Linked DNA regions of Mus musculus: region 2 is linked to region 1. The links are chromatin loops, found by intact Hi-C in ENCODE. Cell type or tissue: heart. All regions are shown on one strand. Links, peaks and the distances in the headings refer to the core of each region. The heading gives the core; the rest is flanking DNA.

Region 1 (15,796 bases), core at 4,996-9,995:
GTCTTTTACTTGTTGTTATTTTAAATGAAGATAATATACAATGCTACAAAAACATTATAAATGTTTTCCCTTTTCCTTCCCTTTTTTGGATGCACTAAGAATTGAACCTAGACCGTAAGCATCCAATGCAAGTGACATTTCACTGATTTGACAGTTTCAGTAGAGCAGCTTCTTCAGGAAGAAAAACAAACAAACAAACAAACAAGATTCTTGGGCTGAGGCTGTCTCTCCATGGTAGAGTACATGGTAGCATGTACAAGAATTCAGGTTCAAGATAAGAACAAGGGAAAGAGCAAATAACCATGGAACCCAGGCTGCCTTAATCTTCCAAATGAAGCTCTATCTTCCATGCTAAATAAAGGAACGCAGCACTTTCAAAAGCAGACAGTGAATCATCATAACTCAGTATACTACCAGGTAACTATCATTTAGAGGAAGCATGGGTAAACTATTCTTTAAAAAAAGGTAACAAGGAGCCGGGCGTGGTGGCGTACGCCTTTAATCCCAGCATTTGGGAGGCAGAGGCAGGCGGATTTCTGAGTTCGAGGCCAGCCTGGTCTACAAAGTGAGTTCCAGGACAGCCAGGGCTACACAGAGAAACCCTGTCTCGAAAAACCAAAAAAAAAAAAAAAAAAAAAAAAAAAAAGGTAACAAGGGCAGGAGATGATCCATGGACAAAGTGCTTGTCAGGCAAATATCAGATGTCTTGAGTTCATATCCATAGACCCCCACTCCCACCCATGGTAACTGCTAGGTAGTTAATGTGTGATAGCCTACTTGTAATCCCAGCAGCAAACTGGTGGAGTAGACTAGCCAGAGACAAATTGAGGCTCAAATGGAGAGACTCTGCTTCAATATATGAAGTAGAGAACAACTGAAGAAGACACCTGACATCAACTTTATTCCTCTACATCCATGTTCACACATGTGCACATGTAGTCACAAACACATATGCACCATCTACATACATAAAAAGGGGTTGAGAGATGGCTCAGAGGTTATGCACAGAGGTTATGCTAATGTTGCAGAGAACCTGATTTTGAATCCTAGCATCCACACAGGGGCTCACAATTATCTGTAAATACATTTCCAGGGGATCTGATGCCCTCTTCTGTCCCCTGCAGGCATGGCATACACATAGTGCATATACATACATGCAGGCAAAACACTCATAAAAGAAATCTTTTTAAGTGCACTGTTATTTTACCACATGAAAAGCTGTTTTATTGAACTACTGTTACAGGGACAAAAACTCTCTTGAAACTCCACTTAGATAGCTATTTCATGATTTCTAAATCTTAGGCGAAGAACATGCCAGTCAGGGATTGACAAAGAGTCTTCAAAGCTTTCTGAGCTTTTTTTCCTAGGCATATCTGTGTCCTTTCTAAAAATACAATTCTAGCAAAATTAGCTAAGTAAGTTTCAGCTAGAAATCCTTTCTGGGTATGTATCCTCCTCAGTGTCTGACCTGGCTCTCTGTCCTGTCTTACTGCCTCTGGGAGGAATCTTGCCCAGCTAAGTCATTCAGAACCCTCTCCTCTCTTGGCCATCTTCTATCATGACCATCCGTAACCTACAGCTCCTGCTCGTATTGTACTCTCCTTACTGTGGGACACTACATGTGGTCCCTACAGCCTGCCTCACGATGCTCCACCAAGCACCATTGAATAATTCCTTTTCAATAGGTAGTTACATAAGTATGAAATACATCTTCAGAAAATAAGAAAACTACTAAAAATATAAGAATGTTATCTGACGTGGAAACAAAGATTTATTTAATTTGTTCTTTGTAAAATATCAGTTGTCACAGATATCTTGGGAAAAAGTACAAAACCATGACATGATTTAATTACTTAACCTCATCACCGTTGCTTTGCCACTAAGTTGCAGAGAACCCCAGAATTTCAAAGAAACATCTTTTAAATATTAAAGATAGTTAGCAGACTGAAGATAAAGAGCTATAAAAAGAGAAAAAGGAGAAGGAAGAGGAAACAGGAATGAAAAGTAGCTATTAGCTGGCAACTTACTTAAAGGAAATCTTGTCAACTTCTTTGAGCTTATTACCAATGAAGGACCAGGCGATCAGTTTCTTAGCCTTTCACCCTTCCTCTTGAGAAGCCATCACATGACAGAACTCTATTGTTTGGCAACATTAAGTTCAAACCACCAGGCCATACATAGTAAGTAAATGGGTTTGAAGTGTGCTAGTCTGCCTAGTAGACAGATTTGAGTCCTTATTTTTTCCACCCATTCCCTCTGAAACTGTGATTTATGGTGCTTAACAGAGCCAGGGCCCACAGGACGGCAGAAGAACAGGCAAGGCGCTGGCCGTCAAACCTGATGAGCTGGGTTTTAGCTCCAGAACATGGTGGCAGCAGAAAACTGACTGCAATTACAATAAATCAAAGTTTCGAACCAAAAAACCAGGAAGAGAACAGACAAAGCATACACAGGACAGCAAGGTGAGCTGTCAAAGGCCAGTGAGCTGCCTGAGGTTACCAACACCAGACAGAGCATGTATTTAATAAATGCTATGAACAAAACCATGCATCTTTGGGATTAGGAAGGAAAAAGGAACGTTGCTCTATCCTGTGCTGGATGAGCTCAGGCTAAGCTACCTTGTCTGCAATGTTTCTCCACATTGTTTCCAGATCTTCTGCCTTGGTAGTTTTTACTTAAGGGCCAAAAGGTTGGAGGAAAAGAGACTGCTAAGAGGATTACTCACACATAGAGTGCAACGATCAGAAGATGTTAAAAAGTGCTGGAGATGAAGGAGAAAAGTGAAGAACAGTGGGGCCTTTGTTTCCAGCGTAAGAGAATGAGACTCCAATATGGAAATTGAAAGCAGGGTTATTTCTTCGAATGAAAATTCTAATTTTAAATTCAAATTCTCTGAATTGTTGTAATGGAAAAAAAAAACCCTAGTCTCTTACACAAATGGTTATATGCATATGCACTAAATAAAAAAATATGTACCTAAATACTAAAAATTATCTACTTTTAGGTTAAAGGAGTAGGCTTTTCACCTATGTTGTTTGCAATTCAGCTGTTCTTCAGTTTTAACTCGAGGAGCCTGAAGATAATGTGGGGGTGGAATGCTTTAAAGACTAAGGACTACTTAGATATGAAGCTAAATCTGAGACTAACATTCGAAATCCATGTGTGCTGTTGATAACTGCATTTTGTCTTCTCTTGTGGCTGATCCTAAGCAGTCAAGTCAACAACAATGAACTCGCAGGTTGATTACATAAGCACAGAACTCTACCTGGATGTAAGGCTTTTCTCTGCAGAGGCACCAACTACACACATATATGTTAGCAATTACTGATATTGAATCAGAGATCAAATGTTTTCTGTGAAAGATAGTAAGGCTGGGGTATGTTCAGTCTAAGTCCTTCATATGCTCTCCTCAGCCATGGTTCAGTTTTGATCTATACCTGGCTCCCAACACACTTACAGAGACATCTGGCTCTCTCTGAGAAGATTAAGTCTTAAGTAGTTTTTTATTGTCTGTCGACCCATCCATCCATCTGTCCGTCCGTCCGTCCATCCATCCATCCATCCATCCATCCATCCATCCATCTTTTGTATCCCATATATGTGGAGGTTAAAGGTCAACTTGCAGAACTTGGTTCTCTAGTTTTCTTCTTCCACTATATGGATCCTGGGGAATCAAACTACTCAGGTCTGTCAGGCAAGGTAGCAAGGCAGGGTACCTATTAAGCTATCTTACCAGCCCTAGGAAACTGTTTTCTAAAAGTAATATAACCAGAGAATACATGTAGGTTTGTAGCTTAAATATCTATTTCTGAGAGCCATAGGGAAATATATCACTTTTATTTAAAAGTTTTATTACATTGCTTTATTTTGTGTGTGTGTGTGTGTGTGTGTGTGTGTGTGTGTGTGTATAGAGAACAACCTCAGACCTCCTTTAGAAGTCAGGTCTCTCATTCCACCATGTGGACCCTGGGAACTAATACTTAGGACATTAGGCTTGGTGGCAACTGTTTTTAAGCCATTTTACTTTAATTGTGTATGTGTGAAAGAGGGTGGGGTTGCTCATGTGCATTAGGCTTATTATCAAGTGTTCTTACTTGCTGGCTCTTATATTACTTTATCTTAAAAGCCAATTTATACAAATCTGTCCTTGTGTGTGAGCATATACATGTACTCATTTAAGTACCCTAAATTGGAAGATCCTTAGGACTTTTCTAGTGAATCTTATTTCATAATAAGAAATAAAAGTGCAGGCACAGCCAGGTGGTGGTGGCGCACACCTTTAATCCCAGCACTCGGGAGGCAGAGGCAGGCGGATTTCTGAGTTCCAGGCCAGCCTGGTCTACAAAGTGAGTTCCAGGACAGCCAGGGCTACACAGAGAAACCCTGTCTTGAGAAAAATGCTTCTGTTCAGACTGAACCCTGACCACATGGCCACAGAGGTATCTGTAGGATTCTAATCCAGTTTTTACACTTCAAAGTAGTTCAGTAGCTCTTCAGATCTCCTCATTGCAAATGTCAAAAGCTGTTCTTAGTTGTAAATCCTATCTCCTCTTTCCTCCATTTAGCCCCAAAACACAGAAGTAATCTGGAATATAATTAATTCAATGGAGAATAACAAGAAAACAAGTAACACAAACAATTTACCACTGCTCCCACAAGGGACAATCACGAGATAAACAGGTATTGGGCAATTTCATTAAGAACCATCCCTGGGGGATGGACAGAGAGCTCAACTCTGGTTGATAATGGTTAACAGTGGCTGCTCTTGCAGAGGAGCAAGGGATGTGATACCCTCTTCTGAGCACAAAGGAGACATTGGTTTAGGAAAAAACCTCTATCCTCTTTTGTTTCTCCAATCTTCTGACCTGGTTTTACATTTTTTTCTTTTTAAAGATTTATTTATTGTTATACATATGTAACTACACTGTAGCTGTCTTCAGACACACCAGAAGAAGGAGTCAGATCTCATTACAGATGGTTGTGAGCCACCATGTGGTTGCTGGGATTTGAACTCAAGACCTTTGGAAGAGCAGTCAGTGCTCTTAACTGCTGAGCCATCTCTCCAGCCCCCTGGTTTTATGTTAATAAGGAAAGTTAAGGAGCTGAGGAGAAGGCTCGCTCAGTCAGTAAAGTCTTGCTTTTGTTGCACAGACTGAGGTTCTGGGTTTGATTCCCATACACATAAAAAAGCCAGGCACGAGGACACATAGAATCCTAGTGCTAGGGAGACAGGAGCAGGCCAAACTCTGGAGCTTGCTGGTCAGCCAGCCTATCTTACATGGTAAACTCAAGGTTCATGGAAGAGACCCTACTGTAAAGAGACAAGGTAGACAGCTCCTAAAGAAGAGCACCTGAAGGTGACCTTTAGCCTCCACGTGTCAGAGGTCTGACTGTGAGAGAAATCTTATATCATAAAAACCCAACCACTTAAAGTAACAGCTTACTAGATATAAAACTTAGGTTTAAAGTACACTGTACTTTAAACTTTAAAATATACTTAAGTACAGCGATTGTATGTGGCTAACTTGTTCTAAGTTGCCACAATAAATATTTGAGCATCTGTAGAAAAAGCTCATTTGATACAGTCAAGGAATTGTCTAAAATGTCTGTATTATACATGTGGCTTTAACAATAATACCTAAAGGTGTGGCCATTGCAGGGTTACTGAGAAAGGAAATGGGCAGAAATCTTTAGAATGGACCGACCTCTGGAGACATTGACTACTAGAGTTCCCCTTTCTTCAAATTCCACACTGGTTTCCTACAGTCAGCTACACTTTCATTTTGTGAATTTTTTCTCCGAATTGTTAATTCTGTAGTGTAGAAAGGAATTCAGATCTCAGTTTACAGCCTCTAGATGTCTTTAGTCCTGTCAGGAAGCTGAGATGCTGGAAGCAGGTATCTCATTGCTGAATATTTACATTTTTGTTTCAATGAGATCACTTTAGTGACCAGAGTAGATTATTAGGTTGAGTAAGAGACATGATAGTGAACTAAGGATATAGTCTAATCTAAGAAACTCAGGTACATTATGTTTCAGAAAATTGTGTGTATGTAGGGGATACTGAGAACTGGACCTAGGGCTTCTGCATGCAATGCAAGTATCTATAACTGAGCTAAATTCTGTTAGGTCACCCCAGGTCTAGAAAGATCTCTACATTAGGAGTTAATGGAAGTACTAGGTAAAGGCAACTGAAGTGTTTCAATTCTGTCTCATGTCTCTGCCCCACATTGGCACTGATGGCGTATAAGATGCAACTGATGGTGTCTCCCTCTCTCTTAAGGCACTTCTATGAATACTTTCCTTCATATCACCCAGCTCATCCTGCACTACCATTCTTTTTTTCTTTCTTACAGATTTATAATTTTTAATTATGTGTTTGTAAATAAGAGTCCCAACTTCCACCGTGGCCAGAGGTGCCAGGTTCTCCAGTTCTGGAGTTACAGGCAGTTGAGATTCACTTGCTGTAAGTGCTCAGAACCAAACTTGGGTCCTTTGGAAGAGTAAGCACTCTTACTACTGTGCCATCTCTCCCGCTCATGTATTAGCATTCTTAATAAAACACTGATAAACAAACTGACCTTTTATAACTTCAGAACAAACACAAGATCTGCCAAGGTTTTAGGATTCAAGAATTAGAACAAACAGAAAAAGAGAGTACAGATCACAGGCACAAATCTGCTAATAAAGCCAGCATTTAAAGTATCAAACTCCAGAGTAAAAAATCTGTTTGGAGCTTAAGTCCAACTGCTCACCAGCAAACAGTATTAATTTTAGACTGTGTGTGTGTGTCCCTCTAAAGAACTGGTTTTGCTTTAAAAAAAAAAATCATGTTCTATAAAGTATTATGTAGTGTTTATAAAATCGACCCATAGTAAATTCAATCTAATGGCCTAGTTTCTATTCAGAACTAAATATGAAATGTGAACATAGGGGGATGTTGCATAAAGCTGGATCATCTTCCTGTTTAGTTCATTACACAGTCCTGTGGTGTTGATCAAAAGATGAAAATTAACAGAGGTGTACATAATTCATAATTCAGGAAACCATTGTGTCACAGGAAAAGCTCTGAAAACAAGTAGCTCAGTGATAAGAATCCTTTTATTAAAAGAAGAACGTGAGAAATATTTCAAACTGGCTTTAACTCAAATTCCTATTTGTTATGCATGCCTGGCATCTTCACATTTAACCCAAGCCTTTCCCAATCCGTCAAGGCAAATGAAACTCTTTTGTTCACTGAAGGGAATGCTTATTTTCTGGTAACTTTTTACCCTGAAACACCCCAAACAACGTCTATTCGGCATGGAAACAGGCTCCCATACCCGAGTGTTGGATACTTTAGTATGATCCAATCATGACTTACATAGCCACACAAACCCCCTCGCACTCAGTCCGAATAGCTATGAGTGAAACAAACAGAAAACATAACAGGATTCTCTATTATCTCAAATTCACTGTCTAAAAATAGCACATGCCCTGGCTGAGCTTTGCTGTTGAGAAGTGCTAAGTTCTAGCAGCTCGGTCAGTTTCCTGTGTCCGCAACCAGCCCCCCACTTAAAGCTGTATAACTACAGTAATGAGGAGATTTATAAAGAGACAGATACACACACATATACAACATACGGTTTCCGAGGACAGTGACGGTTCCATGCTTGTAAGGAAGGAGGAAGAATATGCCGAGTAACCCCTGGGTTTCTCCCAGGTTTGAACATGCTGTACTGTGGCATGAGGTCAGCAGACTGACTCTAGCCCTGTGAGGCTGAATTCTACCCTGACAAAGCAGTATCACTGCAATATGAAGCAAGAGTACCCAGGGCATGTTGGCAGCTATACAGAATGGCTGTTCTAGAAAGTAATGGCAACTCCAAAACAAGAGCTCCATGCTGTCACATGAGATTATCTCCAGTCCAATTAAGCAATGACATAAAAAACACCTTCAACACCGATCATAAACAGCTCACACTAGTAAAAGATAGGAAAAAAGTTCTCTTTAAAAAGGAAGTGAGGAATCTGAAGAAGCCATTGATTCATTCAACTGATATCACAAACATCCTGAATCTGACTGGACAGGAGGTTGGAAGCCTCCTGTTTCTAGACCCTGTGACCTACCTGAGGAGTTTCAAACCCTCTCTGCCATTTTAATACAGAGCAGGTTGAACATTCAGAAAATATGCCTTTGGTAATGGGGACACACACATACACACACACACACACACACACACACACACACACACACACACACAGTGGGACTGAAGGTATGCCTAATAACTTCACTTTTCACATCTGCCCAACTTCACATATACCATTTCTTAGTTCACCAAAAATGTTATGTGAGTGTGTGGGTGAAGCTATGGCTTAGCTGGGAGAGTGCTCACCTAGAACTCACATGACTCTGGGATCAGTCCCAGCACAGTATAAATAGGCATAGCGGTGTAACCCTCTAATCCCAACGCTGGAGCGGAGGCAAGAGGATCAGAAATTCAAGGTCATCCCTTGGCTACATATGGAATTTTAGATCAGCCTCGTGTACATGAGAATGTCTCAAACAAAAAACTTATCTACTTTATTTTTGGTGAGTCTATGGAGACTATGAATACAGGGTTCCTCCTGGTTCCTCCTGGTTCCTTTCACAATCTTGCTATATCATGGGAAGTGTGGTGACAGCCCATTTCTTTTTGGACATTAGAAATTTATGCATACGTGTGTGTGTGTGTGTGTGTGTGTGTGTGTGTGTGTGTGTGTGTGTAGGTTAGAGGTCAATGTGTAGGTTAGAGGTCAATGACATTGGTTACCTTCCTCAAATGTTCTCCACCTTTTAGTGTCTTTCACCAAACTGGGAACTCACAGATTTAAGTTAGATTGGCTGACCAGCAAACACCAGGAATCCTTGTCTCTTCCCCCCTAGCACTGAGGTTACAAATGTGCCACTGCCCTGGTTTTTATATGGGTTCTGGACATCCTTGAGCTTGTTCTCGGGAAGGGTTTACAGACTGAGCCATGTCCTTAGCCCTGCATCTACCTTATTATTATTATGTTTTAAATACAGGGTCTTATCATGTAGCCCTGGTTATCCTGGAACTCACTATATAAACCAGGCTAGCCTTGAACTCACAGCAATTCACTCCATCTGCCTCTCAAATGTTGGGATTGAAGGGGTTCACTGCCATGTCTGGTTTTCTACCTAATTTTGACACGACTTATGATTTTTAAGGTCAATTTATCCCCTAATTTGTTTTACTTGAAGAATAGATTTTAAATCACTTTTAAAACTTTTAGTGTTGTGACCCATGACAGGCAGGGCCCATCTGGATGAACGTTTTACAGACATTCAAAGTAGCACATATTCTGTTGTTTCACACGTTCTAAAATCTAGTGCAGAGCAGATGCTCAGCTCTTCTGGATCTTTCTTTCCTTCCTGCCTACTGGGTTCTATAAATCACTAAGACCAGTCATCTGTGTTATTAATCTGTGGAATGATTGGCTTTCTTTCATAGTTCTACAGCTCTGGTATTGTTAAGACATTTGGTGTTAATGTCAGTGTTATCTTGGTCTTTTTCTTACTCCTTGTGAACTGGTGACTTTATTACTATTTCATATGTCTGTCCACTTTGTACTGTGTTCTAGATACTGAGATTACTGTTGTAAAAATCCAGGCAATGATAAGTACATATAAAGAATAACACTGTTATCTCAGTGGAGACAACCCAGCTGTCCTCAGTTTAGATTTTCCAGCCAGCCTTCTGTAGACTATGTTCCAACCTGAACTAAGTGTCAAAGTCTTTGCAATGTTAAGCAGATTTGCTCCACTTGTGCACCAAGCCCTATCACTAGTCTGGTACCTAGCCATGGTCTAAGCCACACTTTGCTTCTCAAAGCCTGTTTGGGGCCAAATTGTGCATGAATAGCATGAATGTGGGCACATAGGCAAGTTGAATGGTTAGTGAAAACATTTAAGGAGTTACTTTCCAACTCCCGTAAATGTACTCTCCTCACTACTTTCTGGGCAAATGGGGTCCTCCTTATCCAGTCAGAAGGTTGAGAACACCCTTCTCTCAGCCACATAATTTCTAAAGAGTGACTGTTTGGAGGCAAGCAGCTCAGTGGAGAAAGCAAACAGGGTTCATTTCAACCTCTTGGGACCCCTTTCCACTGATCAGAGAGAATGGTTTCCACCCCCAGATTCCTGCTATACTTCAGTCTATCGTTACTATAGAACTGTTTGAGTTTTTTAGCATGAGAGGAAAGAAACAGAAAAAAGAAAAACAAGGCCTTTCTGTGCTTTTTTCTGAGTATTATACTGCTTTTTCCATTTCCTTCAGTTTGAACTCAGGGCTTTTCTTGGGATTTTCTCTACTCACAGTGAGGTCCAATTATGGGTTGTGGAAAAATCTTGAAGATATGGAAGGACAATAAATAAAGTCCTAATTCTGTAAAAAATTACCCTCCCCCATCAAAGGTGGCCTGCCTACTAAGGACTAATAATCCCTCCACCACCTTGTAATTTCATCTCTCTCTCTCTCTCTCTCTCTCTCTCTCTCTCTCTCTCTCTCTCTCTCTCTCTCCCCTTCTCTCCCCTTCCCTTCCCACCCCTCCCCCTCTCAGACAGAGTCTTACTATGAAGTCCTGACTGTCCTCCACTTCATAGAGATCTGCATGCCTCTGTTTCCCAAGTGCTGGGATTAAAGGCGTGCGCCACCACTGCCCGGCTCATTAATTCTTTTAAAACTAGCGAATTTCAAGACTATAAGGCCATACTCCAGACAACAGGGAAAAGACACAGTCTCCACCTGTATTAGAATAAAACCAAGTATACTTCTTGTCTCATGTGCTTGTTAGCCTAGACTGGATTCTGAAGCATTATTTCTGTGAAAAGAAATTACCTTTACAGCATACCTTTCAGAGTTTTCAAATAGTTGTTTTATGGTAGGTGTTAGAGATTCTGTCTTTAAAAAAAAAAGGATTAAAGATGTGACTCAATGATGCTTACCTAGCAAACCATGAGTTCTATCCTAAGCAGTACAAAGACAATCAAAAGTGTGCAAAACCAAACAAAAATGTTGAGCATGACCCTTAATTCCAGCACTTAGGAGGTGGAGGTAAAGGCAGACAGATTTCTGAATGTGACCAAACACCAGTTTGGTCTACATAGTAAGTGGTAGGACAGTCAGGGCTACATAGTAAGATCCTGTTTAAAAAAACTAAACAGCCACAACAACAAAAACAAAACCAACCAACAAAACAAAAGACATACAATGCAATGATGTATAGAGCACTTGGTAAGCAGTGTGCTGTGGTTCCTGTGTTCATAGCATGTCCTGTTCTGTAGACCTAGCTTTTTGTTTTTAAATATACATCAGGCAGAATCTAGAAGACACTGTTACCATAGAAGGTAAGAGGAAATCCATTAGTGCAGTTCACCTTTGCTTGACTTCTAGGATAGGATGTGGAACTGACCCTGATAGACTGTGTTGGTTTTTGCTTATTTACAGGGGTTACATGGGCTAGGGGAAACCATGGTACTCTTGTGGAGATTAGAGCACAACTAGCAGGATTCTAATTTCTCCTTCCACCTTGAATTCAGATTGCCCATGACTGATGGCCTTTGATAACCTGATGAACCATCTGGTCCAGCCCACTCCATCCTTAAGCTGTTAACAAAATAAGAACAAATAACAAAAGAAAGAAAAATTTAAAAAGGAAAAAAAACTGCATAGAAAAAAAGCTTCTAAACTTAGCATATAAAGAAAATATTTTTAAACACCTGTAAAATGTTTACTTTCTTTTCTTTTCCTCTACACACACACACACACACACACACACACACACACACACACACACACACACACACACAGAGTTTCTACATAGTACTGGCTATCCTAGAGCTGACTATGTAGACCAGGCTGAATTTAGACTCTCCTGCCTCTGCCTCCAGAGTGCTGGGATTAAAGGTGGTGAGCCACCACTCTTAGCATGTATGTGGGTTTTAAGTGTTATTATCAAAGGATAAAAAAGTCTACAAAGTAAAATGACTCATAATAAGCTAAGGTTAGATTATTACTGAAGAAAAAAATTTCATGCATCCTAAGAACAAAACATTACAGAAATGTATAGTCCTTTAGTCAACGCACTTCATTCCCTGACTCACCTAGAGCAATGTTCAGTCAATCCTACCAGCTTCTTCATGTGATGTGTCCAATACAAGTATGATATTACAAAAACCAGAAACAACAACAAAACCCCTTTTACCTGCTATTTAATCATAACTTCTATGCTTATACCACTGTGCTACAATTGCATTCAGCTCAGCCACCTGCTGGAGGGGAAGACACAGCAAAGGGGTAACAAGACCTATCTTACATCCCAGCCTAAGCACTAGGGTAACAAGCCATATCTTATGTCCCAGCCTAAGCACAAGGCTGAACCACCTAGCCCTGTGACGGTCGGGCTCACAAGCTCACATTTCCTGAAATGTCAGCTATCAGCTGGGGTGGGGACAGAGCTGTCCTGGAGGCTGGGAAGCAGAGGGAAGCCTGTAGTTGAGCTCCTTCCTCCTTGCCTTTTATTTCATCTGGGCCTCAAGCGGAGATGAAATAAAAGGCACAGTAAGAGTGTGACACCCTCTGCCTTCCTCAATCCTTTAGCAACACTTGTAGACACACCTAGAGGTGTACTTTACTAATCTCCTGGGTGCTTCTCAATTTAAGTAATACATAGACAAATGTGTACTGATGAAAAAATCTTAGAAAACTGCCTCTAAAGATCAAGGAGTAGTACATAAAAGTAAATTCTACATCAAGCAAATACTGTAAAAAGCTTGGCCACTGTTATTAGGTGTTTGTTATGTTATTCTCTTTATTTTTATGCTTAAAATATTTATACCACAAGAAACAGAAAGGAAAACCTACACAGTTTATATGCCAGTTATGCTGCTCGCACCCAGTGGAGTGGCTCAGTACCTGTTTGGCATGTGCAAGGCCCTGGGTTGAATTCCCAGCAGAGCAAAAGCACATCAACAGCCCCAATATTCTGACCCTGCCTTAGTCAAGAATATGCACACATACTGCTAAACCTATGGATCTCGGTGCCCACAGCTCAAATGCTGGTGATCAGCCCCCCCCCCCATCTTGTCAAGTGACTTCTTAATCACCTTCAGAAACAGAATCAGTGCCCTTATGAAAGACTTCTTGCAACTCCCTTGTCTCTTCTACCACATGAGGATACAACAAGAAAGCACCATCCAAAAGGGAACAACAGGCCATCCACAAAAATTAATCTGCTTGTACCTTGATCTTGGACTCCAAAACTGAATCCCTGGGTATAAATTACACAGTCCAGAATATTTATAAATATAGACATGAGAGCTGAGGATGCAATCCAGTGATTGTTTGCCTAGCATGGTACATATACAAGACCTAGTACCACAAACAAAGAAAAAAACCAAAAACACACACGCAAAAGCAAAAAACCCTGGAGATTGGTGGTGGCACACACCTGTAATCCTAGCATTTGAAAGTCTGAGACCAGCCCCAGCTACATAGCAAGATTCTGTCTCCAAAAGCCAAGCAGTGATGACAGCTGAATAGAAATTGGTTTCATTGAACAGACTAAAAACATCTATATGAGATGTGTGGTCTCAGTGACCAATGACAACAGTCCACTGTTTCAAAGGCTTGGAGCCAATTAGTATATGTCTCATACTATTCAGGGCAGGAGAAAAAACTGATAATCTTCAGGCCTTCATTTTTTTTCTTTAGAGCCAGGAGTTTTGACCTTCACAGTTGGTTCCTTAATTCTAAAGCTGTGTTTCAAAAAGTACATCTCTGCTCATGTATTTCAGGACTAGAAATCCTGACTCAGCTTTTGTATATTATATAATTTTGTTGCATGTTATTTTTTAATTCTGTTGTAATAACTGGTGAATTATTAATTCACATCTTACTTTATTTCCAAAAAATGATTTTAAGATAAGTTACAAAGTTTATGTGTGATGGTACCACAGGCTAGTAGCTACAACACTTGGTAGGTGGAAAGGTCATTACACATCTGAGGTTAGCCTGGATTACAAAGACTCTTTTTCTTTTCTTTTTTTTGAGACAGGGTTTCTCTGTGTAGCCCTAGCTGTCCTGGAGCTCACTCTGTAGACCAGGCTGGCCTCGAACTCAGAAATTCACCTGCCTCTGCCTCCCAAGTGCTGGGATCAAAGGAGTGTGCTCCCACTACCTGGTGAAAGGCTCTTTCAAACAAAACAAAAACAAGTTTATGTGCATTTAAAAGCTCAGTAAGAAATATGATTCAAGAACAAAATATAAAGGGGAATAAGAAGAAAGGTAGGGGTTGGGGATTTATCTTAGTGGTAGAGTGCTTGCAGCGCAAGGCCCTAAGTTTTGTCCTCAGCTCTGTGGGGGTATATGGGGGGGGGGGGTTGAAGGAGAGAAGAAAGATAATTGAACTACAGACTGATATAAACTAAAGTAAACACATTTGAGCGCTTTGGATTTTTTTTCTGGCAACACCAGTTCTCACTCTAATTTTTTGTTAGCTGTTAAAAAAAAGTGTTAGCGAATTCATCAGGAACTTAAATGAAGCAAGGAATATATATGTAGATAAATATATAAGAAAAATTAACAATGATTTTATGAAAGGTAGGAAGGCATCCTTCATGCGTCATTCTTATTTATGTCTATAAAGTAAAGCAAGGGCTTGCTGTACAATCAGGGTTCAGTGGCTAGATTCTTATATTTTTCGTTGTGAGCCTAGTGTTTAACGGCTGAGCCATCCCTCCAGCCCCAGTAGCTAGAATCTTATATTCAATACAGGAACCAGCCAAAGCTTGCAGCTTTTTGGTAATCTTCCTTGATACTGGGAAACAGTCTAAGTGACAGACAGCTCATATACCTCTTTGCATACTGGTTTCAAATGTCAGAGTTTAATCTGGGTTTTTAACAGAAGATGGTCAACACAAAGTTGAATTCATTGGGGGCACCAGGAAGGAATTATGTAGTAACAGCTAAGGAATCACCCCCACCTCTCCACATTTTAGTTTCCCATCACATAACAGGCCCATTGCTGTGTTGATGAGCTATTCAAAGAAAAGATTTAGAAAACCATTCTGCAATTTCAGATACCTTGATCCTAAACACTACTTAAACAGGAGTGGGACCTCAGATAAAGAATTATTTACATGCAAATGTACACAAAATGAGCAATTATTTGCTTTGTCTCAACTAATGCCTTTTTAAGATCAAATGTCGTGTGTGTGTGTGTGTGTGTGTGTGTGTGTGTGTGTGTGTGTGTGTGTATGTATGTATGCATACTCAGTCCTGCTACTTCTGGGAAGCTGAGTAGAATAAAAGTAAAAGCAAAGTCCGTGATTTCCAAACTTCTTTACTTGGTCTTCACGTGATTCAAATGCCTCACGTTGACAACAAGCTCAATTATATACCAGTTACCTTTCCTACTCCATTCTTTTATCTCAGATCTACTCTTTTAGTCCATTCATGGAACGTTTCATGAAGAAACTGAAAGGTGATCAGAATTAGTGTTCAAAGTCCTGGGCATCTCTGTGCCAGTGAACATGTCAGTATCTCTGAGAGGTAAACTTCATCAAAGAGCAGCAGTTCCGCCACCTAATAACTTCAAGTCAGCAGCAGTGGATGCAGTACAGCGACAAAGCTTAACCTTTGCACTTGGTGTCAAAAGAGAAACAGCACAGGACAGATGAAGGAATAAAAGTGGATATGGTCTTTCTTTAAGAACTCTTTTTCTGGTGTATCTGTTTAGTTTATATTCCCAGACA
Region 2 (15,796 bases), core at 5,466-10,465, 51 kb after region 1:
AACTGCACTTCCCTTTAATCCTAGTAGTACTCAGGAGGCAGCAGGAAGATCTCTAAATTCAAGGCCACCCTAGTCTACATGATGAGTTTAGGCTAGCCAGAGCTACAAAGAGAAACCATGTCTCAAAAAACAAAAGAAACAATGTAACTCAGATAATTGTCCATTTACTAGTGTGTGTTTTACTTCTACAAAACAAACAAACAAACAAACAAACAAAACACTTTAAAGCTCTATTGCTAAAGAAAATCACATAAGGGATAGAACGATAGATCAGCGCACTGTTCCATCACTCACATCGCAATTCATAACATATGGTACACTGGTAGACATGCAAGTAAAAAAAATCTATGCAGATTATTTTATAATAAATAGGGCAGGGTGGCATTCAAAAGAAAACTGAATACAGAATAAACAAAGTAATACTATGATTTCAGCTACCTTGATATTTGCTCAAATCGTATATAAGCCTAGCAGCCAATATTAAGGGATATGGTGCCGTGGCCACATTGTCAGGCACTGGGCAGCTTCTGCTGCACACAGGACTCTAACATGGCTCTAGCTTAGATAGCTTTATACTCAGTGAGGATTACAACTTTCCCCTCCTTAACATTAAGAATTCCCATTTGGGGCTGGTGAGATGGCTCAGTGGGTAAGAGCACCCGACTGCTCTTCCGAAGGTCCGGAGTTCAAATCCCAGCAACCACATGGTGGCTCACAACCACCTGTAATGAGATCTGACTCTCCTGGAGTGTCGGAAGACAGCTACAGTGTACTTATTACATATAATAAATAAATAAATCTTAAAAAAAAAAAAAAAAAGAATTCCCATTTGTCTCAACCTTTCCTCCTACTAGAATATTCCTGTGAATGATCTGAATGAATTTCTACACTAGACAGAGTAGTCTATTAACTTGGCTGCTAAGCTATTTAACTCTTAAAGCTGATCACATAAAATTTATTTTTGTAGGCCCAAACAGCTTAACTACTGACAATTTTATATGGTTCACAGTATAAGATATAATAAAAGCCAGACCTAAGGAAGAAAACACAGAAACAGCTCTAGTGACAAGAAGAAAGAACACTGCTCAAAAGAAAACCTCTAGTTCTTCTTTCACCAAGCCAAGATTGAGAAAACCAAGACTTGGGCTGGAGAGACGGCTTAGCGGGTAAGAGCACTGAGTGCTCTTCCGAAGCACCACCTTCTTTCTACTACAGAACTACACTTGAATTCTCTTCTCTTTCGTCTAGCATATAACAGAATATCTTACATTTTCAAATCCCAGCAACCACATGGTGACTAACAACCACCCACAATGAGATCTGGTGCCCTCTTCTGGTGTGCCTGAAGACAGCAACAGTGTACTTATTAATAATAATAAATAAATCTTTAGGCCTGAGCGAGCAGGGCTGACTGGAGCAAGCGAGGTTGACTGGCAACAGCAGAGGTCCTAAATTTAATTCCCAACAACCACATGAAGGCTCACAACCATCTGTACAGCTACAGTGTACTCATATACATAAAATAAATAAATAAATAAATAAATCTTAAAATATATGTATATATAAAACCATGACTTAATATTCCCAATCAAAATGTAAGATATTCTGTTATATGCTAGACCAAAGAGAATTCAAGTTTAGTTCTTTAGTAGAAAGAAGATAATCAACAAGTTATCTAGAAATACTGTTGTAGCTGCTAGAAGAAATGAAAGAACAAGCTTGTGTCAGAGTCCTTTAAAGCTAATTATGGCGGGGGGTGCACACCTTTAAATCCAAGCACCTGGGAGGCAGAGGTGGCCAGATTTCTGTGAGTCTGAGGCCAGCCTGGTTTACCCAATGAGTTTCAGGACAGCCAGCCAGAACTTATGTACAGAGACCCTGTTTAAAATTTAAAAAAAAAAAAAAGAAGAAAGAAAGAAAGAAAGAGAAAAAGAAAAAAGAAAAAAGAAAAAAAAGAAAGAAAAGACAGACTTTTTTCCTTAAGTGGAAAGTACTGGACTAAACATAGGACTGCTCAGATTATTTCGATTATTACTAATATTGATTAGTGAAAGGTATAAACTTACAAGGCAAAGCAGACTGGAAAGGAGATAGCAATAAACAAGAGAAGTCAACAAAACTTGGGAAGACGAAATGAATGTACATAGTGAAACAATAAACCTTGCTTTCAGCTTTTTTGAGTCAGATAGATACGTAGCAGGTGCTACAGTGGAAAACAACAAGAAGCCGGCCAACTGTTCCCAAACTACAATCCTGTGTTGAGGACTGGGAACACATGAGGCTGCTTTAAAAGCAGGGCTGATTCAAATGGTTAAACATACCAACTCAATATTTTAATACACACTAAGCCTAATGGTCAGGGCTCTGCACTGTAATGAGACTGAATCAACCAACCAGAAGGATGCTGGGCTGACTCTAATCCTGCTGAGGGCTAAAGTAAGGACAATGGAATTGAACCACAAACTGGGACTTTCAATGTCTCTCCTGGTCTTCTAGAGCACAAGCATCCAGGCCCATTACAGCAGCCACTCAAACACAAAGGTGAAGGGTTAAATGAAGAAAAAACAAGAAAGGACCTATAGATGATAAAACTTAAGGGTCTGAAAACAAAACAAAACAAAAAATTGGTCTAATTATGCCATAACAAAATCTATTATCATACAGGTTCTCACCAAAAATACACCATCTAATGGATCTCTCATGGCAAACTCTGAAGAATCAGCATTTGTGTGAGCTTTTTTCCCCCATTTATCTATTTATTTTATGTATATGAGTACACTGTCGCTGTCTTCAGACACACCAGAAGAAGGCATCAGATCCCATTAAAGATGGTAGTGAGCCACCATGTGGTTGCTGGGAATTAAACTCAGGACCTCTAGAAGAGCAGTCAGTGCTCTGAACCGCTGAGCCATCTCTCCAGCCCTTGTGTGTGCTTTTTTTTTGAGACAGAGTTTCTCTGTGCAGTCCTGGCTGTCCTGAAACTTGCTCTGTAGACCAGCCTGCCCTCAAATCCAGAGATCTGTCTGTCTCTGCCTCCCGGGCACTGGAATTAATGACATTTGCTAACACGACAGGCCCAGTGAAAATTTTAGCATATTATACACTTTAAAGATTGATTAACTCAGGCTGAGGAGATAGCTCAGCAGGTAAAGTGCTAATTTCCAACTGTACAACTGACTTAGTATTTTAGCCAGGTATGGTGCAGCATGACTTTGGCCCCAGCATTCTAGAGGCAGTGGCAAGTGGATCTCTGGTCTGAAGAGAATTCCAGGCCAGCCAGGGTTCTTATACAGAAAAAATCCTGTCTCAGAGAGTGTTTTGCACTTCTTATGGCTACACATTTCACACTTTCAGTAGTGAAAATCACTGAGTCTCTCAGTGTTAACTGATGGATCTCTCAGGTGTGAGGAGAAAACCATGACTGACTAGATATTTGAGGCAGGTTTCAAACAATGGAAGACTAAAACATGGGTTAAGAAGGGGAGACAAACACATTACAGGAAGCAAAAGAAAATATTCCCAAAAGACAAAAGAAAACAAATTTATAAAATAAGAATATGTTGCTTTAAAAATAAAGTCAGGATGGGCAATAGGGTGTACACCTTTAATCCCAGCACTTAGGAGGCAGAGGCAGGTGGATTTCTGAGTTCAAGGCCAGCTTGGTCTACAGAGTGAGTTTCAGGACAGTCAGGTGATGCAGGTTGCCCACAGGGACAACTGTCCCTGTGGCCAACCTGCATCACCGGTCTTAGGGCCACAGTTCAGTTTTCCTCTGTCAAAGCTTTTCACAACTTCATCTGACTCTTCAAATGGTACTAGAATAATATAGAAGTGTGGCACCATTCACACTGAATGATGCAAGATACAAACTAAGACAAAGAAAGAAAAAACAGTGTGTAAATCTTAAAGGAAAGAGATAAAGACAGTGTTTACAGAAAAAAGAATGCTTAAACCATTCATAAATACACAAGTATAATGACTTTTGATCTTTTCCTCTGAATTGCACTACCTTTTACAAGATTTGGGGGAGGGTCTGGAAGGGGTTTCCAAAAGTACTTAATTTTTTTTCTTATTTAATTTTCTTCCACTAAAGCAGTAAAAAAAAAAATTACTCAAAAAATTTACTTAGACACACTAGATGTGAGTCATATATCTAAATGTGATAACTAATTTACTGTATTGGTTTTATTTAATGAGATACACGAGCTAAAAATCCTTGTAACAATAAAAACAAGTCAAAGTTGTTATGAATTTGCTTGCCAATCTATAAATCTCTTCTCTGGTGCAGCAAGTCCACTGGCATAAAAAGCATGGGCAAAATACAAAGACTCAAATATCGTCAGCAGCATGCAGATCCAAAACAGGTGACACTGTGACCTACATTCGCCTTAGCTCTAATCGGCTCAGAGAAAACCTTTATTCCCAGGCTCACAAAGCCATCCTCCTGACAATAGAAAACAGTACTAGTGCTCTTCTACATGACAAGAAAGTGAATCAAGTTCAGAGGACACCTTTTATTTCTAAAAGAATCATTAATCTAATGAGTTTATGACATCTAAGGAAAATGAAGATTGAACAGCATTGTATTATGGAGAAATGTTTTGTCATAGACAGTCAAACTGACCTAACAAACCCATGTACACACCCATTTCTTGTGCTTTGTATCACCACAAAAAGAGAACAGCTCCATGGAGCAGGCTATGATTTCAATATGAAATGTTTCCTACAGACTTGTGTTTGGGATGTTTACTGCCTAGATAATGGAATATTATAAAAGACTGTGGGAAACTTTAGGAGATGAAGGAAACAGGTCATAGAGAACAAGCCTTTGAGGAGTATTATAACCCTAAGCCCCTCCTATCTAGTTATACTTTCAGCTTCCTATATAAAAAGCTCTTTTACCACATGCTCCTGCAGCCATGACACTCTACCTATGCATACAAGGCAAAGCAAACATGGACTGACCACTGCAAAACTGTGAGCCCAAGTATATCCTTTTCCCCTTTAGTAGTTTTTGATAAGTATTTTTTTATAGCAGTGAGAAAAGTAACTTATTTGGACTAGGAAACTTGGATATCTCAGCCTAGAAGAACATATAGTTGTAAGCTGATAAACTGGCTCATCAGATAAAGGTCCTTACCACCAAACATGACCATTTGACTTCAATAGTAGAAGCCCATAGTGGAAGGAAAGAAATGAAACCTGCAAGTTGTTCTATCCTATGGCTATAAAAAGGTTGTTTCAACATCTATTTGCATAGTGGTCTTACAAATTATGTGTGTTTTTTTTAAATTAATAAACCATGTGAGCTCTAAAGAGTTATGCATGTTCTAATAGGTTTCCATTTAACTGAAGTTTTAGAAATCAGATGCATGTAGAGAAGGTGGGAATGATCTTCTGTTAGAGTACTGCATTCATCCAACAAAGCAGTGGCTTTGTTAGTTTGTATATCTTTGGCTCAGGAAGTGACATATTAAGAGGTGTGGCCTTGTTGGAGTAAGTGTGTCACTATGGGTGTGGGCTTTAAGACCCTAATCCTAACTACCTGGAAGTGAGTCTTCTACTAGCAGCCTTCACATGAAGATATAGAACTCTCAGTTCTGCCTGTACCATGCCTGTCTAGATGCTATACTCCCACTTTGATGATAATGGGCTGAACCTCTGAACCTATAAGCCAGCCCCAATGAAATGTTGTCTTTTATAAGACTTGCCTTGGTCATGGTGTCGTCTATTCACAGCAGTAAAGAGCACTGACTGCTCTTCAGAAGGTCATGAGTTCAAATCCCAGCAACCACATGGTGGCTCACAACCACCCATAATGAGATCTGACACCCTCTTCTGGTGTGTTTGAAGACAGCTCCAGTGTACTTATGTATAATAATAAATAAATCTTAAAAAAAAAAAAACCGTAGGACAGGAGTTGGTACAGCAGCAGTTTATTATCAAATGGAAGTGGTATATACATGATAGGACCTGAGTAGGTCCTGAAGGTACAAGCAAGTTACATAAAGAAGTTGCTCAAATCCCTATAGTTTCTACTCCTGCTACAATGTCATCTGCTGCCAAGCGTGAGCCTATAGCCTCATGGGATGTTTCCTATGGTCAGCTGATTGAAGAAGAGAAGACTAGAACCTGGTTTACCGATGGCTCTGCACATTATGCAGGCACCAAGCAGAAGTGAACAGCTGAAGCATTAATCCCCTTTCTGGGACAATCCTGAAAGATACAGGTGAAAGAAAATCTTCACAGTGGGCAGAACTTCAGGCAGTACACATGGTATTACAGTTTGTTTGGAGAAAGAACTGGCCAGATGTACGACTGTTCACTGACTCGGGCTGTAGACAATGGATTGGCTGGATGGTCAGGGACTTGGAAAGATCACAATTGGAAAATTGGTGAGAAAGACATCTGGGGAAAAAGTATGTGAATAGATCTCTACAAAGGGTAAAGGATGTGAAGATATTTGTGTCCCATGTAAATGCTCACCAAAAGGTGACTTCGGGTGAGGAGGAGTTCAGTAATCAAGTGGATAAGACGACCCGTTCTGTGGACAGTCAGCCTTTTTCCCCAGCCATCCCTGTCACTGCTCAATGGGCACATGAACAAAGTGGCCATGGTACAGAAATGGAGGTTATGCTTGGGCTCAACAATACGGACTTCCACTCACCAAGGCTGACCTGCCTACAGCTGCTATTGAATACCAGATCTGCCAACAGCAGAAACCAACACTGAGCCCCAGATATGGCACCATTCCTCAAGGTGACCAGCCAGCAACCTGGTGGCAAGTTAATTACATTGGACCACTTCCTATGTGGAAAGGATAACATTTTGTTCTTACTGCAGTAGATACTTATTCTGGTTATGGATTTGCCTTTCTTGCACGTAATGCTTCTACCAAAGCCACCATCTGTGGGCTCACAAAATCCCTTATCCATTGTCCTGGTATTCCACATAGTATTGCTTCTGACCAAGGAACTCATTTCACAGCCAGAAAAGTGCAACAGTGGGCCCATGATCATAGAACCCACTGGCCTTACCATGTATGTTCCTTCTCTACCATCCTGAAGCAACTGGTCTGACAGAAAGATGGAATGGCCTTTTGTAGACACAGTTATGGCCAGGTAGTGGTGGCACACGCCTTTAATCTCAGCACTCGGGAGGCAGAGGCAGGTGGGTTTCTGAGTTCGAGGCCGGCCTGGTCGACAGAGTGAGTTCCAGGACAGCCAGGGCTACACAGAGAAACCCTGTCTCGAAAAAACCAAAACAAGAACACTCTGCTTGAAGACACAGTTACAGCACTAATTAGGTGGCAGCAGCAATGGAGGGCTGGGGCAGTGTTCTTCAGAAGGCAGTATATGCTTTGAATCAGCATTCAATATAAAGTACAGTTTCTCCCATAGCCAGGATTCATGGGTCCAGGAATCAAGGTGTGGAAAAGGGAATAGTTCTACTTACTATCACTCCTAGTGATCCTCTAGAAAAATCTTCACTTCCTGTCCCCACAACCCTAGGTTCTGCTTGCCTAGAAGTTTTGGTTCCAGAAAAGGGAGTGCTCCTACCAGCAGCCACAACAAACATTCTATTGAACCGGAAGCTCAGACTTCCCCCTGGGCTGGGCTTCTATGTCCTTAAACCAACAGGATAAGAAAGGAATATCAGTGTTAGGAGGGGTGATAGATCCAGATTACCATGGGGAAACTGGACTGCCTCTTCACACTGGAGGTAAGTAGGATTGTGTCTAGAGTGCAGGAGATCCCTTAGGGTGTTGTTTAGTACTACCATGTTCTGTGATTAAAGTCCATGGGAAACTACAACCCTAATCCAAGCATGATGACAAAGGACACAGATCCATCAGGAATGAAGGCATGGATCACTCCTCCAGGAAAAGAGCCAAGACCTGCTGAGGTACTTGCAGAGAGTGGAGGAAATACAGAATGAGTAATAGAGGAAGGTAGTTATAAATACCATCTAAGGCCACGTGACCAATTGCAGAAATGAGGATTTTAAAGTAATATAAATGCTTCTGTTTTATTTTGTTAAGAACACATTTGTATAGTATAAGCTTTTTGTGCTTTCTTCCAATTTCTTTAACATTAATTGGTATTTATGTTGAGACACTAAAAGAATGTTTCCAAAGGACATTGCCTCATTGTAAATTTATAAATGCATTTGTGATTGTACAAGGAATAGTTATATTATGTTAAGCGTATTCATGATGACCTTGTTATTGTTGCATGTGGACATGAAATATTATTTGTGTCAGGTTGACAAGGGGTAGATTGTAATGGCTATTCTTGGTTGTCAACTTGATTATATATGGAATGAACTACAATCCAGAATTGGAGGGCTCACCTGTGATCCAGATCTTGAATCTGGAAGACACAAGTTTCTGACCTGGATCTTAGCATTGAGATCTTGAGGCATAGTGGCTACGAAAAGCTTAGGCCCAGGCAAGGTAGTACATGCCTTTAACCCCAGGAAACAAGGGAAGGAGATCTGTGAATTCAAGGTCTGCCTAGGACAAAACAAGTCCCAGATCCAGGTGTGGTAGTATACACCTTTAATCTGGGCCACACCTTTTGCTGGAGACCTACACAAGGACATTGGAGAAGGAAGATTCGCTCTTCTTCACCTGCTTGCATTTACTTGCCAACACATCTGTTGGAATCTATTTCCCACTCACAGTTGGGGTACATTGTTGGGGTGGTTGGACTACCTCACAATCACAACAAATTCTCTTAATTATATTAAGACATTCCATAAGTTCTGTGACTCTTGAGAAACCTGACTAATACAGAGACTATGGAGAAATACTGGCTTGTTCCCCATGGCTTGCTTAACACACTTTCTTATACATGCCAGAACCATCAGCCTAGGAGTGGCACCGTACAAAACTGGCTGGACCCTCCAATACTTATCAATCAGCAATTAATTAAATTGACCACAAGCTTGCCTACAGGCCAATCTGGTAGAAGCATCTACTCAATTGAGGTTCTCTCTTCTAAAAATGACTAGCATGTGGTAAGTTTACATAAAACTAGCCAGTACAATCTTAGTCTTACAGGTAGGATTCTATGTATGATGTTTAATACTCAAAAGGGAGAGATAAAAGTCTTATCTCTATAGACTGAAATTTACTTACTTGCCAATTCAAATATCTCTAAAACTTTTATGCTTAGTTACAAATTATACACATAGAAGTTTTTCTTGTACATACCTACCATAAACAAAAATTGAAGTATAAAGGGTGAAGGCTTAAAAAATCATGGAAGCCAGGCAGTGGTGGCGCATGCCTTTAATCCCAGCACTTGGGAGGCAGAGGCAGGCGGATTTCTGAGTTGGAGGCCAGCCTGGTCTACAAAGTGAGTTCCAGGACAGCCAGGCTACACAGAGAAATCCTGTCTCAAAAAAACAAAAACAAAACAAATAAAAAATCATGGAAGTTGAGGTGTCCCCCCCCCATCCCATTGATTATATATTGTAGTGCAGTTGGTTGAGTATTTAGATATAAAGAACAAAAACAAATCAGCCAACAATAGTCTATTTTCTACATATACACATCATTTGAGGGGACGCAGTAGTGGCTTTCTGGCAATTTCACTGTGACTTTTTGATTGTAGATAGAAGAACAAATTGGAAACAGAGTTTTCCATTTTATCTAAGTTTCTTTTTATAAACTAACTATCATGTCTCAAACCTTTTGTCAATTACTTAAGATCAATATTTTCCTTTTTGTCGTTTTAGGAAAATTAGTTTGTAGTTCATTTAATTTTTTGCCAATATACTTCTTTTAAAGATCTTCCATAGCTTCTGAACTTAGAACATACTGTCTACTCTAGATGCACAATAAAAACCAGCCAATATTAAACTATCCGTGCTATGGAAAAAGCAGCAAGAACTTATCCACCGTTCTACTAGCACTCTGGTCATGAAGAAGTTTGACTTTTCCCTAGATCCTAATTAACTCATTAAAAAAATTTTTTTTTTAGATTTATTTACTCGGTTTTGCCTGCATATACATCTGTATATCAAGAGTATGACTAATTCCATGTGGAGATAATAAGACAGTGTTGGATTCCCTGGAATTGGAGCTTTGGATGGTTGTGAACTGCCATGTAGATGCTAGGAACCAATCCTAGATCCCCTGTGTTACACATTTCTTCTAGGCACTGATAAGTTACCTAGCAACAGCCATGGTTGCTATAAAAAGACTGGCCTCCCTTTCTCCCTCTCTGATCCCTTTCTCTTTCTCTGGCCTCCCTCTCTGGCCTCTCTTGTCCTTTCCCCCTTCTCTCCATGAATTCATGGCAGGCCAATTCCTTCTCCCCCCTCCCTCTCCCTGTCCTTCTCTGTCCCCTCTCTTTTTCCCCCTGTACTCCATTCTCAACCCCACTTCCCATGCTCCAAAATAAACTTCATTTTATACTAACCCTATTGTACAGCTGGTACCTTAGAGGGGATGCCTCAGCATGGGCCTGCTAAGGCCCTCCCTCCCTGCTGCATCAGCCCATGTTTTACAGAACTTACTACTCTGTATCAGCAGCAAGTGCTCCTAACTCCTAAGTCATGTCTCCAGGCCCTAGTTACATAATTTTAAGAGAGGCTATGGGCAGGTAAACAACCTTACAAAATAATATACCAACTATATCAGGAAAAGCTTGATCATTGAATGGCCTGTTAAAAGTCAATATTGTCAAGGCATATTAATAAGGTTACGTAAGTATGGATTTTGCCTTCATTACCATTTCTTAGTATAACTCTAAAATGTTGTATTGTGTCATGAGATTTCCATATGAATTCTCCACACCCACCCATACTCACAATGCATAAATACCTTCACAAACACTGCTTATTTAGCTGGTTATCACAGTAAATAAGATAGATTTTAGACATTCTAAATAACCCTTTGTTAATTTCTTTAGAAACATAAGCATATACAACATCACTACTCAAATTTTAATTATAGTATTAAAAGTAACTCTATAGCTAGGGAGATGTCTCAGCAGACTTAAGCCTCTGCTGCAAACCTCACAACCCACATGAGGCTAGATGTGGTGGATGCCAGCACTCTTCTGGAGAGACTGGGGGTGGGCAGAGACAGGAGACTATAGAGATATTTTCAAAGTCTTACCTATACACAAAGCAAGAGGCATACATTAATGTAAAATGTGTAGTAATTATGACTTTTTAAATGTCAAGGTTCAAAAGTGAAATCTTATCTGCTTAAATTGACCAGTGAGATCAAAGGTCATGCTGATGTAACAACCAAGTAAAATTTTAACACATATTTGTCAATTTCTGAAATACACACTTTGCTAAGTTCACTTCTGTGCCAACTTGCCAAAGCTGCCTGTTTTTCTTAAGAAAGTTATGCTGTGATCACTAATGAAAACAATTTATTCTAGAGATTGTCTTATATTTAATGTCTGAGCATTGTTTGTCTCTTTAAAGTGAGGCCTTGCCAGTGTTCTAGATAATAAGAATGGTGATCTCCTTGGGAAGCTAGTTTTCCTTCTAGCTTTTAAAACTCAAGGTTATGACAAAGGACCAAGGCCCTGTGAACAGAAACCACATTCATGTTAAATTCCTTTAGAGTTCCCTTTACCCTAAAGCATAGGACTTTTTTTTTTTTTTTTTTTTCCACTGAGACAGGGTTTCTCTGTATAGCCCTGGCTGTCCTGGAACTCACTTTGTAGACCAGGCTGGCCTCGAACTCAGAAATACACCTGCTTCTGCCTCCCAAGTGCTGGGACTAAAGGCGTGCGCCACCACACCGGGCTAGGACTACTTTTTAAGATAAAGGATAATAGGTTAAATTTAATTTTTTGTTTGTTTTCATGCAAGGTCTCTCTATAGAAGCTGAGCCAACTTCCAACTTGGATCCTCTTGCCTAGCCTCCCCAGAGCTGGGATTGATTATAAGCAAGCACTACTACGAATGGCTCAAAACTTAAAGAATGGACTCCAATTTGCTTTATATTAATCTTCATCCTAAAACTTGCTGTTTCTGGGGCTGGTGAGATGGCTCAGCAGGTAAGAGCACTGACTGCTCTTCTGAAGGTCCTGAGTTCAAATCCCAACAACCACATGGTGGCTCACAACCATCCGTAATGAGATTTGATGCCCTCTTCTGGTGCGTGTGAAGTCAGCTACAGTGTACTTATGTATAATAATAAATAAATCTTTAAAAAAAAAACCTTGCTGTTTCTGAACATAAGAAATATGATTCAGATTTGAAAGACAAACATATAACAAATCTACCTATGATGTTAAACTTTGCGCAATTCACTCATTTCTTTCATATTTTCCAATGTATTGGAATGTAAGTTTCTCAGGTATATCCTAAAGATTCTTTAGGTTTCATTGATATCCACTGTCATGTCTTTCATTTATCAACGTCAGTAACACCTTCTTTTACTTCCAATCAAACAACCACATTAAAGATTGACTTTTTTAAAAAAAGGATTGATTTATTTTGATTTTATGTATGACTATTCTGACTGCATGTATTTCTGTGTAACTCACTTGTATTGTGCTCTTGAAGGACAGAAGATGGAGTTAGATTTCCTGGAACTGGAGTGACAGGTGGTTGTGACCTATGAAGTGGGTGCTGGAAACCTGAGTCCCCTGCAAAAAGCAAGTGCTCCTACCTGCTGAGTCATCTCTCTAGCTCTATAAACAAAGTCTTCTGGGACCACCATGGACACACTGAACAGCAAGCCTCTCAGTGATTTCCTGACTCACCACAGTAACACTGCAATTACACATGTGCCCTACCACAACTGGCTTTCTGTGTGGGTTCTGGAATCTGAATTCAAGTTGTCTGGCTTGTACAGCCAAGTGCTTCTGCCCACTAAGCCAACTCCCTGACCTCACCACATTCACATTACATTATTTTAAATTTGTCTACAAAGGATGTAACTACACACTCCAGCTCTAAGGGCTAAAGACTAACAATCCCAAAGTTACTTAACTTGGTGATCAGTTGTAAGAGACCAAAATTATGTTTTCATTTTTAATTTATGGCCACTTTTCTAGTCGGTATTATTAACTGTCTATAAAACATTCCCTTGTAGGTATCAACAATCCAAACAATATTAAATATACAGAATATAAAGATCTTTGCTAGAGTTTATAAAAACTACACAGCATTTTTCCAATGTTAATTGAGAAAATAAATAGTACTTCCTTAAGGTTTCTAAGCAAATCTTATTGCTTAAAATTCCTTACCTTTTCCCATTTCAATTGTCAAACTCTACATCTTCTACTATTTGTTCCACAGCTATAGTAATCAAGTCAATTCAATTTACAAGAGCATATGCTTCATTCCTAAATCTCATTCCCTATTTCTCATCTCCTCCTGTACTGGCCTAGGACCCCACCTAGTGGACAGCAACAGGAATCACCCTTTCTACTTTTTCCCTGCACAAAACACTGGTTTACTAGATTAGTTTATTGGTTAACTGATACTATTCTAGCAATTTCTTTAACAGGTACTGTTTGGCTTTGAACCCTGGGACAAGAGACTGGGGTGCATATTTTACATATCAAAGCCGACCTGGCCTCCAGGTTCTCCCAGCATTCCTCAGTCCCTACCTGGCATACCCTGCCCCCAACCCTGAACTTCCCAGCCCATGGGCTGGGGCTGTCTTTTCCCCAGCAGCTCTTCCCTATAATCCAGATAGTTTGGGTCCCTCCCACACCCCACATCTCCTTCTCCCTCTCTCTGTGTGGTGCCATTTCTCTCTTTCTCTTCCCTTTCCCCACTTCTCCCCCTGGACTTTCCTGGATCAGTCCTTGGGGCCAGTAAACTGGACAACCTGAGAAACTTCTCAATAAACCTGAATTTAATAAAATATAATGTGGCTTGAACTGGCTCATTACACTGGCAAAGAAATAACTTATCACATATATCTCCCTCAAAACACTTACTGTTTATATATTATATAATATAGCAGTGAATATACTACTATAACATAGTATAGCTACTATAATATAATAGTATATAATATATATAATAATATATAATATATATATATTATAGTAGTTAATCCCAAAGAGCACCCAACTACAGCCTAATAAAAATAGTACATCTCTTAATTTTGTCTCTAAAAGGGAAAAGAGAATAGAGAATTCTAAAACAAATAGTGAATTCTCAACTTCAATAACAAGGATCAATGACTCCAAATTTTTTTCTTTAGAAGATCCAAGATTTGCATTGACCTTTTCGTGTCCCTCTAAGTTTGTTCTCAGAAACTTTGATTTCTTTCTATTTTATAAAAGCAGCAGAGTGTAAAGGACAGATTCTTGCTGCACTTACTATGTGATCACACTGTAGCACGTAGCACAGGGTGCAGACAGCATTCTAACAAGATATTAGAAGAATGGCTTTTTGGCCTACAGTGTCAATCTTCATATATACCATTTCTTTCTAACTGAAATTTAGAGTGGCTTTACCCATAGGAACAATTGTGCTTCATGACCGTCACCTCACAGCTAAGCTCTCTGAAACCTTAGCTAGATTTTCTTCTGTGTTATTCCATTATGAATAAAACTAGAAAAAAAAACTCTCTTGTATTTTCAAAATTTACTTATAACGGTTTTTTATTATAATATTAGTATAATATATCATTTCCTCCCTCTAATCCCTCCCACATATCCCCCCTTTACTCTCAAATTCATGGTTAATTATTGATACTATATATATTACATACACTTTATTCCTAAACACAACCTGCTTATATTATGCTACTTATGGTATTATTATGCTATCTATGATATCAGGGATAACTACTTGGTATTAAATAACCAATCAGGCGGGCTCTTCCAATTTCTAACTACATGCTAAATATCTGTTCTTATATCTATAGATAGATTTAGTTCTCACTCCTCATTAAAGAAACACACTTTTTTTTTTTCTTTTTCTTTTTTCGAGACAGGGTTTCTCTGTGTAGCCCTGGCTGTCCTGGAACTCACTCTGTAGACCAGGCTGGTCTCGAACTCAGAAATCCGCCTGCCTCTGCCTCCCGAGTGCTGGGATTAAAGGTGTGTGCCACCATTCCCCGCTCAAAGAAACACATTTTTGTAAGAGACAAATTATTACAGAAAACTACAACCAATCAAAATACAGAAAACAAGAGATCACATTGTGACCAATACAAATTACATCTGTAATAGAATTCCTGTACCTAAGGCTTAGGGATCATATCAGAAGAGGAGGAGGAAGATTGTAAAGATCTGTCAGAGAAGCTACAGGCCCATGAAGTCTTATCAGACAAGCCCTGAACACCAAGGGACATAACTAACATAGAAGGGATCTCAGCCCTAGACAGCTACGGGCAACCAGGAAATACTAAGAAGAGGAAAATTTATCTCCCTCAAGGAAGAATCTCTAATTTTCAACATGCAAGTCCCTTTCAGAAAATTTTAGTACTTCTCTATTTCCAATCACATTATCAAACTAATTTAGCTTTCCACTCACATTGCTCAGACCTTTATTCCTAAGCTAAAAAATTTAAATTTAGTTATGTATATTAATTTTTTCTCTATGTCTCCTGAAGTTCTGCTTATTCTATGTAAGGTATAAAGAATTAACTTACATAGCCCTAGCTTTCCAGGGAGCAACTAAGTATTTGTACTGCTTTTGGGCCTCTTAGCTAAGATTAAATCTTAAAATGAAGTCTTTGTTATAAGAAAAGATTGGTTGATTAAGAGATCCAACATAGACCTTGGGGCTCCACATATATACTCAAAAGAATCTGATCTATGGGTAGTATTGACATTTTGTTGAAGTTCGA

What was found. A loop is a pair of places that touch in the nucleus more often than their neighbours do. Peaks named below come from ENCODE experiments on the same cell type or tissue, not always from the same donor. Only the 100,000 strongest peaks of a DNase experiment are listed, where the experiment ranks them.
Region 2: it touches region 1 in a loop (2.2-fold over the local background); 4 of 42 quality-filtered maps call a loop at or near these places.

The regions. Positions count from the first base shown.
Region 1 is chr6:116,065,389-116,081,184 of GRCm38, forward strand. The region is part of intron 3 of Tmcc1 (transmembrane and coiled coil domains 1); the gene reads right to left. Among named protein-coding and RNA genes, the nearest start is that of Plxnd1, 78 kb to the left of the region's middle. In heart, for the core only: no CTCF peak of the experiment used is centred there; a DNase peak (open chromatin) is centred at 7,653; H3K4me3 peaks cover 669 bases; H3K27ac peaks cover 2,810 bases.
Region 2 is chr6:116,115,498-116,131,293 of GRCm38, forward strand. The region is part of intron 3 of Tmcc1 (transmembrane and coiled coil domains 1); the gene reads right to left. Among named protein-coding and RNA genes, the nearest start is that of Tmcc1, 70 kb to the right of the region's middle. In heart, for the core only: no CTCF peak of the experiment used is centred there; a DNase peak (open chromatin) is centred at 7,584; H3K27ac peaks cover 222 bases.